Linked DNA regions of Homo sapiens: region 2 is linked to region 1. Evidence: chromatin loops called from intact Hi-C (ENCODE). Cell type or tissue: ascending aorta. All regions are shown on one strand.

Region 1 (2,500 bases):
ATAAGTCCCAATTCTGTAAAAATGGCTAAGGAAACTGGAGTTATTAAATTTAAAAAAGAGAAGATTTAGGTAGATACGATAATTTATATTTAAAAGCTATCAAGTGGAAGAGAGATTGGATTTATTTTGTGTAATTCTACAGATACTAATAAAACAAAGACTTGGAACTTTTGAGGAAAGATAGACTTTGATAAGGAAGAATATTCTGGCAGAGCTGTTCACAGTAAAATGGGGAGTGTGAGAAGGTACTGACCTATTTTGTTGCCATATAATGCATTTAAACCTTATCTAGGTAACCATTTGCTAGGTATACTGATGGAAAGATGAACTCCATGCTTGTTTTTTTTTTTGAGCCTTGCTCTGTCGCCCAGGCTGGAGTGCAGTGGCTCCATCTCGGCTCACTGCAAGCTCTGCCTCTCGGTTTCACGCCATTCTCCTGCCTCAGCCTCCCGTGTAGCTGGGACTACAGGCGCCCGCCACCACGTCCGGCTAATTTTTTTGTATTTTACTAGAGACGGGGTTTCACTGTGTTAGCCAGGATGGTCTCGATCTCCTGACCTTGTGATCTGCCCACTTTGGCCTCCTAAAGCGCTGGGATTACAGGCGTGAGCCACGGCACCCGGCCGAACTCCATGCTTTTTAAAGACCTTTACAGGTCTCTGAGTTCTTGTAGTTTAGGAAATCTAGGGACCATTTTCCAAGATCTTAGGGAATCCATGGATCAGATCCTTAAGACAAGATGATATGTCAAAGTCAATAATGGCAGATTCCTCAAAGGATAAATACTCTGTCCACAAATTCTTTGACATTCCTCTCAAAATAGAGGCCAGCCTTAGGGACTCATGTCTAACAGGTGGAATGCAGCGTGCTCCATGATTTGTGAGGCTAGAGAAGGTTAGAGAAGGTGAAATAGCTTTCATCTGACTTTTTCTTGGAACACTCTCCTTTGGAACCCAGCCTGTGTTCATGTCCAGAATTATATTTACTGAGTGACTTTGCCTAAGGCATTTAATTCTCTCAAATTTAGCAGTCACATGGCAAGATCACATGTTGGTATTTCCAGCCACGTCTCCAGCTAAGGTCTCAGCTGAGAGCCAGCATCAACTGCCTGGCATGTGAATGAGTAAGTGAGCCTTTAAATGGTTCTATTATCCAGCCTTTGAGCCACTCCAGCTGGGGCCATTTGGAGCAGAGACAAGATGGCACTATCAAGCCCTGCCAAAATTGCAGGATTGTTCTGTGTTTTAACCATTTTACCTTAGGTGAGGTATGGTGAGGCCAGGCAGAGATCAAGAAAGAGAAGCTGGAAAGAGTTTTACAATTTTGTTACATTCATTGTTCCCTGAGAACACAGTATGCCATGCAGGGCCACTCAGCAGCAGAAGCACTGGGATTGGTGGTGCACAGAGAGAGAGGGGAACTCTGGGAAAGTGCTTTTATTGCACTGTGGGGTTTCTGTGGGAGAAAAAAAGGTGAGATAGGGCAAGTAGGCTTTGGATAGGCCAGTTGAATATTAGGAATAAGTGGGCTGATTGAATTGAGGAATCAGGGGCCTCTGAGGCATAAAGACTGTCCTCAGTTTTCTGGTATGTGGTTCTGAGGTGGTTAGGATGGGTGTACAGTGGCCCAGAACGAGAGAGCCTAATAAGGGAGATGCTTGAAGATGGATATAATTGACTGCTCAAGAAGGGGAACTGACCAGCCTGTAGCCTGAGCCTCAAAACTGGGCTAAGACAGCATTTATAAATCTATAATGCAGTGAGCAAAATAAATATTGGCATCATTTTAAGCCATCACTTTGAGTAGTGTATTATGTATCAATAGATAATTGGAGCTTTCTGACTGTTGGTAGTTGTAGAAACTCACAAGATGAAGAGTCTGTTGTGCTCTTCTAGACATAGAGAGAATGTAATATCCCTGTCAGCTTCTAGGACCCTTCTGGGTCCCTGAGTTAGAGTTCTTCCCTGGATATGATTTACTAAGTCATCACATGGGCCCTAAAGCCTGGCCCAAACTGCGGCTCTTGTGAAGCCCCGAGGATGGGCTTTCTGTAGGTCTTCATGGGACAGCAGTGAGAGAGGAGCTTCCTGGATGTCAGAGAAAGAAGGTCTGTCTTAGCTCACTCTCAAGAGTAAAGGTTTCTGTCTTAGTTTGGGTTCACCTCAATGTAAAGCTTGAGAAATGAATTTGGGTGCTTATAATTTATTTGGGGAGGATCCCAGAAAGCAGTAGTGAGGGTATGAGAAGAGTTAGACAAGGATGGAGGAAAACCCAATGTAAGGGAGTGAAACAAAGACTTGATTCTCCTGGGGTCTTCTGAGAAGCATACTTTGCAGAAGCATCCACCTGTAGGATACGAGTCAGAGACATTTATCTGGCCCCCCTCATTTCCCCGTAGGTTGAAGGCTATCTCTGAGAGCAACCTTTGAACTATGCTTGTCCTTGGTCTGAGCAGGCTTCTATGGCATTGCATCAGAAAAGGCCTTTTGGCAGAAAGCAG
Region 2 (2,500 bases), 220 kb before region 1:
TGCCAGAAGGAATAACCTTAAAAAAAAATAAACCTGCTACTGAGGGCATTGTAGATTATGTTGTATTGTGTAACCCTTACAAGGATGTTGAAAGCAAAACAAAAGCACTCAGAGCTTATGGGTAGGAAAAGTTTGCCTCTTCTAATAAGAAGCACTGTGCTTCATTTTATAATAACTCTCCTTCAACTCATTTATATTTATTTGTACTTCATTTTTATATGACAAAAACAGCTAAATTTTCCAGTGAGTTCCCTCTTTTGCTTTGGCTGCTAGGAATCTTAGTGCAAATTTTGTACCCAGTTCCTATAGCTCTTTTCTTTTCTTTGTCTGAACTTATTTGATTCATAATTTTGCCTTTCCCCCTTTTTATTAACTTTTGTCTTTTATTGTACTAATGGGTTTTTTTGGGTGGTTAGGAGATAGGAGTGGGAGGTAGAATTATATTTTTAAAATTTGGTAGATATTAAATTTGGGGATATTAACTTTAAAAAGAATAATAGGAAAGAGAGAGAGAGAGAGAGAGAGAAAGAGAGTGGGGGAAGAGAGAGAATATGAACAGCTGGATTCCCCACAGCCATTAGCAGGCACTGGACCACTTTAGGCATCCAGGTGACAACTTGTTGACATGGCTGTGAGGTTTGAGTCATTCAGCTCGAACCCTGGCAGGTTCATAGTGTTTAGAGCTTCTTTGGAAAAAGATCTTAGTTGAAGAAAAACAAGGTCTGCCTGACTACAGCTATTATTTGTCTTGGAACTGTGCTCCCTGGCAGCTCCCCACTACCCTGTTGGAAGTGAAGGTGGTGTCAAGGTTTCCATCCTGTCAGCCTCTATTTAGTTTATAACCAACCAAACAAGCCAGAAAGCATTGCTCTGCTTTAAAGTACATCTTCTCTCTCTTTCTTCCCTCCTTCATCTTAAAATAACAGTGCAAATATATTTGCTTGTGGAAACACAATCCAAAATATTCAGCATTCTCCCCACCTCCTGCAAAAAGTATTATTCTTGGGCAAATAAGTTATAAATAATCTATTCCTTAGCTTCTGAAAGGCAATTCCTAAAAACAAAACAAAAATAATGATTAAAATTTTTTTTTAATTTTAACTTTTTTGAGACAGAATCTTACTCTGTCATCCAGGCTAGAGTGAAGTGGTGTGATCTCAGCTCACTGCAACCTCCACCACCTGAGTTCAAGTGATTCTCCTGCCTCAGCCTCCTGAGTAGCTGGGATTACAGGTGTGTGCCGCCATGCCCGGCTAATATTTGTATTTTTAGTAGAGATGGGGTTTCACATTGTCGGCCACGCTTGTCTTGAACTCCTAGCCTCAAGTGATCTCCCCCCTCGGCCTTCCAAAGTGCTGGGATTACAGGCATGAGCCACTGCATCTGGCCCATGATTTTTTAAAAAGAAAAAAAGAGAAAGGCAGTTCCTGTGTCTCATGTGTCAATAATTAAAGTAAAAATGTGTTACATATTTTAGTAGAATTAAAAAATTTCAGTCTTAGTCTGGGCACGGTGGCTCACAACTGTAATCCCAGAACTTTGGGAGGCTGAGGCAGGCCCATTACCTGAGGTCAGGGGTTCAAGACCAGCCTGGCAAACATGGTGAAACTCTGTCTCTATAAAAATACAAAAATTAGCCAGGTGTGGTTGTGTGTACCTGTAAATTCCAGCTACTTGAGAGGCTGAGGCAGGAGAATTGCTTGAGTCCGGGATGCAGAGGTTGCCATGAGCTGAGATCATGCCACTGCACTCCAACCTGGCCGACAGAGTGAGACAACGTCCCAAATTAAAAAAAAAAAAAAGTCAGTCTTAGATGTTGAACATAAACCCAATGGAAAGCTGCGTCCTAAAGTTGAAGTATATCTTAGTGCTTACAAATGTGGCGCTGGAGTCTAACTACCTGGGTTTAAAACTTTGCTCTATCACTTACTAAATGTGACTTTGGGCAAGTTAATCTGCCTTGTTAGTAGTAGCACCTACCTCAAAAGGTTGTAAGTATTAAATGAGATAATATATGTGAAGAACCATGAAGATTGTCTGTTGAAATTAAGGATGCAAATGCCTGCTGCTATTAAGAACTTTTTTTTATATGCACACTTATCCCAGCTTCATCATCTTATAGATAAACTGAAGTTCAACATCTCCACAATCCATCAGTTTACCTCCAAATTGAAACCCCCAAATGGGCCAAGTTCCTAAATGGTCTTATTTTAACTGGGGAAAAAAAGTAAGCAACCAGAATTATTTGTATTTAATTTTTATGACCAATCTTTAGATATTCTTAGAAACATATACAATGACTTATCTTTATTGCTAATTTGCTTTTATAAAGATGGGCATAATACTTGAAAGGATGAACAGATGCCCCATACTCATAATTTGTATGGCACCCCTGGAAGGAGTTGAGGTCCTTGTAAGACACAGTTCAGTGGTGAGACATGGTCATCTTCAATCTTGGTGGTTCATCAGGTTCCATTTACCCCTGAGAGAATGGTTTCCA

The links. A loop is a pair of places that touch in the nucleus more often than their neighbours do. Peaks named below come from ENCODE experiments on the same cell type or tissue, not always from the same donor. Only the 100,000 strongest peaks of a DNase experiment are listed, where the experiment ranks them.
Region 2: a loop joins it to region 1, with 4 times the contacts of the local background. A loop is called at or near these places in 1 of 110 quality-filtered maps.

What each region holds. Positions count from the first base shown.
Region 1 is chr3:20,315,368-20,317,867 of GRCh38, forward strand. No RefSeq gene overlaps it. Among named protein-coding and RNA genes, the nearest start is that of SGO1, 130 kb to the left of the region's middle. In ascending aorta, no CTCF peak of the experiment used is centred here; a DNase peak (open chromatin) is centred at 1,054; H3K27ac peaks cover 2,330 bases.
Region 2 is chr3:20,096,447-20,098,946 of GRCh38, forward strand. All of the region lies in intron 3 of KAT2B (lysine acetyltransferase 2B), which reads left to right. Among named protein-coding and RNA genes, the nearest start is that of MIR3135A, 40 kb to the right of the region's middle. In ascending aorta, no CTCF peak of the experiment used is centred here; no DNase peak of the experiment used is centred here; H3K27ac peaks cover 1,030 bases.